Linked DNA regions of Homo sapiens: region 2 is linked to region 1. The links are chromatin contacts, found by Hi-C in ENCODE. All regions are on one chromosome and are shown on one strand. Each heading gives the region's core, a stretch centred on a gene start or an enhancer-like site at or near the end of the contact. The rest is flanking DNA. Distances are from core to core; before and after follow the strand shown.

The links. Hi-C counts contacts between places; a loop is a spot of excess contacts on that map. Pooled maps may share reads with other maps.
Region 2: a loop to region 1 is called in a map of ovary, with 3 times the contacts of the local background. The contact joins the promoter of MAPKAPK3 here to the promoter of PARP3 in region 1. A Hi-C loop is called at or near these places in 3 of 168 maps with a recorded cell type or tissue (chondrocyte, naive thymus-derived CD4-positive, alpha-beta T cell and ovary), 4 of 37 single-sample maps with no recorded cell type and 21 of 50 pooled maps.

What each region holds. Positions count from the first base shown.
Region 1 is chr3:51,941,113-51,943,974 of GRCh38, reverse strand. PARP3 (poly(ADP-ribose) polymerase family member 3) reads right to left here and starts at 1,612. Exons shown (of 11, transcript NM_001003931.4): 1 at 1,267-1,612; 2 at 437-621. The coding sequence starts at 619. RRP9 (ribosomal RNA processing 9, U3 small nucleolar RNA binding protein) reads left to right here and starts at 2,071. Exons shown (of 15, transcript NM_004704.5): 1 at 2,071-2,194; 2 at 2,484-2,566. The coding sequence starts at 2,108. RefSeq lists enhancers at 1,607-1,936, 2,061-2,709.
Region 2 is chr3:50,615,016-50,619,902 of GRCh38, reverse strand. MAPKAPK3 (MAPK activated protein kinase 3) reads right to left here and starts at 2,752. Exons shown (of 11, transcript NM_001243925.2): 1 at 2,662-2,752; 2 at 2,119-2,389. The coding sequence starts at 2,337. RefSeq lists enhancers at 1,126-2,078, 2,079-3,032, 3,900-3,989 and silencers at 2,299-2,448, 2,699-2,748, 2,759-2,808.

The DNA of each region.
Region 1 (2,862 bases), core at 363-2,862:
ACCCTGTCTTGGAAGCTTGGGGGGGTCACTGCTCTTCCCTAGGGGATGCGGTGTGAGAGGACATGGCTAAACCCTGACATGGAGGTATGGGGGGTGCTGGGGGGGACACAGCTGGGCCCTGGATGGGGGAATCTGAGAGGGACATGGCTCTGCCCTGAGGGGACATGGGCAAGCGCCCAGGAGACTGATGTAGTCACAGCCTTTCCCTAAGTGCGGTGGGAGGAGGCCTGCATGGGGTCTGAAGGGCAGATGTGACCCGCCTGGACCTGACGGGACACAGCCCTGATGTCTGGGGTCAGGAGAACATGGCCTTGCTCTGGCGCTTACCTGGGGGCCTTGGGCTCCAAAACCAGAACAGAGTCCTAAGGGGGTGGCCTGGGTGTGTTTGTGCTTATCAGTGGGCAGGCTCTGGGCCTGACTGGGGACTGCAGCTCACCTGGGTCCCGGGGTTGCTGCTGAGTGGACATGTTGGATCCACGCGGATTATGCGCTTCTCTGCGGGTATGGCCTTGAGGGCCTCAGCGGTGGAGCGGAAGGGGTCCTCCTCCCTTCCTGCCTGCCGGCCCTTCTTCTTCTCAGGGCCCTCAGTCTGTACCCAGGGCTTCGGCTTTGGAGCCATGGCTGTCCTGGGGCACAGAGAGGCCCTTAGGCCTCCATGGTCTCCTCATCCCCAACGACCCACTCTCAGTCCCCACCCCTGCCCTGGGCCAGCACAGCACCAACTTGCCCCACCCCGGGTTGGCCCTTCGGTGGCCTCCCACTGCATCCTGTGTCCACTCTGACGGCATTCCCAGCCCCAGACCACACCCAGCTCTTTGTCACTCAGAAACACCCCTTTCCCCAGTCCCAAGTGCAAGGTTAGGACTCTGTCCAGTCTGCCCACTCTGGTCAACAGGGTCTGCCTGGCTCCCTACCCTCTGCAGCTCACCTGTGTGTCCTGAGGGGTAGGGAAAGTGAAAGGAGGCTCTCTCTCTTCCACTTCGGGGCTCCTCCCCCTGTGTCAGCTAGTTCAGCCCTGGCATGGTTGCCGGGCCGAGTCACCGAGCTATGGGGGAGGGTGGGCAGAGGATCCTGGGGGCAGGATTCTTGGGGCCAGATTATCCTCCCGGAGCTTAGAACCCAGAGCTGTAGAAGCCCTTCCCAATGGACTCAAGAGTTCTGAGGAGCCAGAACTCCGGATCAGTGGCCTTGAACTGATAGAGGGCAAAGGCCAGTCCCACCAGGCCTTGCCCTGCCCTGCCGTGGGCAGGACCATAGGACACTCACCCAAGAAAAGCAGGGACATGGGAGAGGTCCTGGCTGCCACCCGGCCTGGTTGTGTGCGCCTCCCAGGGCAGTCCCAGGTCTAGCAACTCTCCATGAGCCTCAGGCGTGAATTAGGGAGAGAATTCCCAACAATCGCCAGAGGCCGGGGATGAGCTTGTGTGGGGGATTAGACATCGGCTATTTGGCCACCAGTGGGGTGAAGCAGAGGCTGGGGCAGGCCGAGTCAGGCGACCAGTCCCACGGACGGGTGGACACTCGATCTGGCATATCCAAGGCCGGGGCAGTCGCGTCCGTAGCGCTGCTCATGTGGCCGGGGCCTGCAGCACGCATCTGCCGGTCGCGCGGTGACCTTGGGCCCGGATACAGACGCAGCCTCCCTCTCCCCGGGGCTGCTTGGATCCCCGTTGGGTCTAGCGCCGGGCTGCCCATGGAGGGGAGGAGTCACGTTCCAGAACGCGAAAGGGCGCCGCGTCTCTGGCGCCCCCCAGCGGCCAAGGGGCGCAAACACAGAGAAGGCTCTTGCTCCGACTTCGAAGTGGGCCAGCAGCAGAGCGCAAGCGCCACAGCATCAGGCCGGAAGCGCCGTGGAGATGCGGGCTTCCTACTCGAGCCTGGTGCGGGAGCCTAGGAACTTCAGGAGGCGGGGCTACAAGCGTGCATCCTATGGGTGCCTGGGGGCGTGGCAGAGCCTGCAGAAGGACCCAATGGAGCAGTAGGAGGCGGGGCCCGGCGGGCGGTGGAAGCCTATCAATACGCGGGGTCTTGCCAGGCGGCTGGGGAGCTGGGAGGGTTCAGCTGCCACGTGAGTTCTGCGGCCGCTGCTACACGCCTGGTGGGCAGCATGTCGGCAACAGCGGCTGCTCGTAAGCGGGGAAAGCCGGCCTCTGGGGCCGGGGCTGGCGCGGGGGCCGGCAAGCGGCGGCGAAAGGTGAGCATGGCGCTTCTGAGGGCCGCGGTCAGCCCTGCTACTGGGACAACCGTCATCCCATCCAGGGGACCTGGGTCCCGGCCCTTCCCCAGCCCTTCGCCCTGGACCCCTGCTGGAGTCAGCTTCGTCCCTCTCTCCGCGGGCCAAATCCTAGAAAGCCGTTCGCTTAACCCGGGAACCACCGCCTTCCCCATTCCTGGGGTTCTGAGGGAACCGAGGGGGGGGGGCCCTTGGTCAATGCCAGGGTGGTCTGGACCCCTGACCAAAGAAAAGACCGTATAATTCCCAGGCCGACTCTGCGGGGGACAGGGGCAAATCCAAGGGTGGCGGCAAGATGAATGAGGAGATCTCCAGCGACTCTGAGAGCGAGAGGTGAGCTATTCTTTTCCACATAGTGGGAGGGAAAACTGAGTCCCATGGTGCACGGAAGACTGAGTGAGTCCGAACAGAACTGAGCCTAGAATCCAAGACTCTGTCCCTTGGCTCTGAGATCGTGGCTGTTTCCTTTAGTTTCTGGTCCTGCAAAGTCTTGTTTCTGCGAGGTCTCTGGGTGGGAAGGACCCTGGGCCCCAATCCGAGGCCATTGAGACCTCCTTAGGTTTTGGCAGGGACTGGACTGATTGAGAAATTGCAGGAAAACAGAACAAAGCTGTCAAGTATTTCTTGCA
Region 2 (4,887 bases), core at 1,503-4,002, 1.3 Mb after region 1:
CTCCAGGCCTGACCCAATTCCCAGTCCAGAACAAGGAGAGCACTGATGAGGTGCTGTGGAAGTTCTTGCAGTCAGAAGTTACCCCAAGTCACTCATCAGACATAGCATCTATGGGGAAGGGGTTAAGTCCAGTCTTACTTAAAGCTGGCACTGTGTGGGCCTACAAATTCTGGTCTCCCACCCCATCCCTGACTCACCCACAGCATCTGGACACCACAGGGGCTGGTCAGAGCTCAGTCTTGGCCCACAGGGTCAAAGCCTTGGTATTAAGAAGTGGGTCTCTGGCCTCAATCCCTCACCCACCCAGCCTGCCCTCAATCCTAGCACAGGTGGAAGGTTAAATAGTGCCCAGAGGGGGATGAAAACTCTCATTCCTCATCCTCTTACCCCCGTCTGCCCTCAGAAGAGCCACTTTTTCCCTAAAAGACTCAGAGAATCCCATTCCTGATACTCTGAAAAGCTCCCCGACCCCATTCGACTGCTGGGTTAGTGGGCAAAGAAGCTATACCTGGGGCCCAGCCCCACCAGCCCAACCCTGATCCTCTCCTAGACCCACCCGCATGTTCCCCTCCAAGGTACTCCGGGGAGACAACCTCCTCTGTTGGCCCTAGTGGTCCTGGGAAAGACACAGAGAGCTGGGTCCAGCTCCCTGCTCAGATGCTTTAAGACCTTGTGCCTTAAATAAGTCCTGTAACCTCTCCAGACCTGTATCAGGTCCTGTACCAAGTGCTTTAAATGTATAATCTCATTTCATGTTCACAACAACTCCTTATCTTTCCCCATGAATAGATGCAGAAACCTGGCTTCCAGAGTCTAGGATATCATCCAAGGTCATGAAACTGGCAAACACAGGATAGCTATTAGCCATATCTAGAGGACTCTGCACTTGGACTCATAATTAAAACTTGTGTAAAGGCCGGGCACGGTGGCTCACGCCTGTAATCCCAGCACTTTGGGAGGCCAAGGCAGGCAGATCACGAGGTCAAGAGATCGAGACCATCCTGGCCAACATGGTGAAACCCTGTCTCTACTAAAAATACAAAAAATTAGCTGGGCGTGGTGGCGCACGCCTGTAGTCCCAGCTACTCAGGAGGCTGAGGCAGTAAAATCGCTTGAACCTGGGAGGTGGAGGTTGCAGTGAGCTGAGATTGTGCCACTGCACTCCAGCCTGGCGACAGAGTGAGACTCTGCCTCAAAAAAAAAAAATCTTTTGTAAAATGAGAAGGGCCTTTGCTGTACTTCTAGCCTCCAGGAGCCACTATCCCTGCCATGCTCTACCCATCCATTGGCACAAGCTACAAATGAGTAAAGACCCCAGAGATGACAGATTCAAGGGATTCTGGGTATGGGGTGTGGCCCTAGGCCCAGAACTGTATGCCTTAAGCTGGAACCAGGTACCCGCCCCCAGCATCCCCCTGACCCCCACCATGCCACCTATATCAGCATGCCAGGTCTCCAGGGAGCCTATAGTCTGAGGTGGCTAGATGGCTGGCCCGCCCTCTGCCCAGGAACCAGGGGTGGGTTGGCCCAGGGCCTGTCCCTTTCAACACGGGACCAGCGACTCGTCAGGAGTCTATCAGCAGCCTCCTGAGGCTCCACAGGTGCAGTGGGCATCAGCCTTGTCCTCTGGCCAGCCCTGGGAGGCTCACACCACTCCAGCCCAGACAGGCAGGGGCCACAGGGAAGAAGCAGTCCCACCCAAGCCTTGGTGGGGTCTCAGCTTCCAGCAAAGGGAAACAGATCCATTCCAGTCAGAGGAGCTTCACATGGAAGGGGCAGCCAAGCTGAACAAGAGATCCCCTTTGGGCCTGAACACATGGGTCCAGCCAGAATCCCAGAGTCAGGAGTCACCCCTTCCCTGCTTCCGGATACAGCATCTCTAGCCATAGTGACTCCACCCCTTGCTCACTGGGACACTCAAAGCTTAGCTAGGCTACGCCTCAGTTTCCCCATCTGTGAAGTAGGGAGGACCACAAGCCTGACCTTACAGGACAGTATGACGATGAAACATGTTGCTGAGCATAGGAAGCTTAGCAGGGGCGCTAGACATAGCTTCACTCACAGGCTTCCGCTGTGGACCCTCCAGGATACCCCAGGCCTCAGTGAGGGCTCACTGACCTTCAGGGCACACTTCTGTCCAGTGCGCCGATGGAAGCACTCCAGCACTTTGCCGTTCACACCCAGGCCCAGCACCTGCTTGGACAACTGGTAGTCGTCGGTCACTGCGTACTTCTTGGGCTCCCGCCGCCCCCCCGGAGCACCGCCCAAGCCGGGTCCGCCGGGTGCAACTGGCGGGGGCACAGGGCCCCCCTGCTCCTCTGCTGTTTCACCATCCATGGCCCCCGCGGGGCGCTCAGAGGCGGCCCCAGCCTGGCGCTTCTAGTGGCACCTGGGGGAAAGGGGAAGAGTGAGTCCCGCCCAGACTTTTCCAACACACCCCAGCCTTGGAGCCTCTGAACTGGGCTGGGCTGCGAGCCCGGGGCAAGCTGGGAGTGCGGGACGAACGGCCTGAGAGTACAGACGTGCAGCAAGGGGCGGTGGTCGCGCGGCGGGGTACAAGCGAGCACCGCCCGGGCACGTGTCAAGAAGGGAAGGGGCCGGGCGCCTAATGGCCGCGAGGTCCCCGGAGGAGGCCGCAGAGGGGGCCCAGCGAGGGCGTACCTGGCGGCAACGCACCTTGCTGAGGTACCGGCGAGGGGCAGGAGAGGCGGTCGCGGGAGCTGGCGGCCGCAGAAATCCCAGGGCCGAGAGTCGCGCTGCCGGCGCCCACGTGACCTCCCCCCCCTCCCCACCCCCCCCTCCCCCACTCCCCCACTCCACCCCCCGCTCCCTGCGCGTCATCCCAACTTGGGGCCCCGCTAGGTCAGCCTTAAAGGGCCAGGCGGGCCCCGGCTGGGTCCCGCCCCCGAGCCGGAACAAAATAGGAGGCGTGGCTTCCCGAGGGGGCGGTTACTTCCTCGGTTTCCAGGGACACCCAGGGAGGCCCCTGTACTGGCAGTCCGCTACTGTGCGGGTCCCGGGTTTTACTCGCAACCTAGAACGTGACAGCGCAGGACGTCTTATTTCTCTTGAAAGCTCTCCTTGAGTCGGGTGTTTGCTCTGCACGCTGCCAGGTGGCCCTCCAGTATGGCTTGCTAGGCTTCCGACTTGCCTAGTGTTGGCCAACCCTCAGCGTACTCAACTTTTTAAACATGCCGAGGGAGGTGGCATCTTGTCGTTGTTGAATTCGCCACTCTTTAGTCTCTGGTGGCTCTGGGAGTCTCCAGCACTGGCGACTGCCCCCTTTTTGCAGCTCCCGCTTATGCCCTTGACTCGCTGCTTCCCTTTGGTATATACAGCATCCTGGGGACCAGAAATCCCGAGTTGCCATTTGATCAGATCCGCCAACATTTCACCTTATGGTTTGGGCTTTTGGCGTCGTGTTTAAAAAGTCTCTGTCTCCCATCCGAGTGACAGATATTCTCCATTAGCTTTCTAGTTTTGCCTTGCACATATAAGTCTCTGTTAAGCCCATCTTAGACTACCTTACGTATTTTGAGCCAGTTTTCCCAACACCGGCTGTTAAGCAACTCTCATTTCACAGATGAGGAAACTGGGACCCCTGGGGAGAAAACAACTTGTCTAGAGCCATAGGGAGGGTGGCTGTGGCTGTCTTCTGGGACAGATCTGAACTACTTGCGCACATCACATCACTCCCCCAATCCGGAAGCTGAGGGACCTGAGCGAGCTGGCTCACTTGGAACTGGGAAGGTGCGGCTCAGCGCAGGGGCTCTGCATGGGCCTCTGCTGTCATCTACAGGCCATCTACAGGACTGCAGGTACCAGGACCTCGGTTCCACTCAGAGGCGTCTTCCAGCCATCCTACTCTTGGCTCCGGAATTTAGGCCCAGTGAGCGCCTCCCCCTCAGCCCCTCTGGTTAACACACGCACACTCACGGACCCCTGGGCTGCATGTGCAGGCTCATCAGAGAAGTAGCTCTTGGAAAGATGATCTTCTGTCAATGAATGAGTGAATGAGTGACTGAAAGGGTGCTACAACTTATTAGTGGGTACCCACTGTGTGCAGATGTTGAGTGGAGATGGGGTTGGGGCTCTGCCCCTATTTCTTTCAGGCAACCTTCAAGCTAGCAGTGTTCAGTGAAGCAGGAGGCTCCAGACAATAGCCTCAGCTGGCCATAGTGAACACTTCTTGCAGACCAGATGCTGGGAATGTGCTCTCCCTGCAACCCCCTGACCTTACAGAGCCTAGAGGAGGTCACACTATCCCTTCTGCCCCACACTACAGACACACAGGACAGAAAAGCCCAGAGAGGTTAAGTGACCTGTCTGAGGTCAGCAGCTGTCATGACAGAGCCCCCATTCCAACTCCAAAGCACAACCTCAGGGCTGGGCTCTTATCCTCAAACCATGGCCTCCTCTCCTAGTCCTTTCTGGCTCCTCACACAGCCACATGTGCAAACATACTCTCACACATGTACACATGCAGTCACACCTTTACACATGTGCACACACATGCATATAACACGTATAAACACACATGCATATAACACACATGCACACAGATACACATGCACATGTGCACACACACATGCATTTATGCCCAGCTGGACCCAGGATTGATGTCCCTGAGCCCAACCTGAGAATCTGATTCAAGATCTCAGAGCCTCTTTGAAAGCCCTATGATCTGGAATCTTCTACTGCTGGGGGGAGCCAAAGAAGGCTCTCTGCTCTCTGAAGGCAACTAGTTTGAGCCTGGTGAACCTGAGGCTGAGCAAGATGTCATTCTGGTGAGCAGAAGGCTAGGCAGCTGAGGGTGGAGGCTGGCTCCTTGCCCCAGCCAAAGGCATCCCACTGAATGTTCTGTGAAGATGTCTTCTTTCTTTAAAA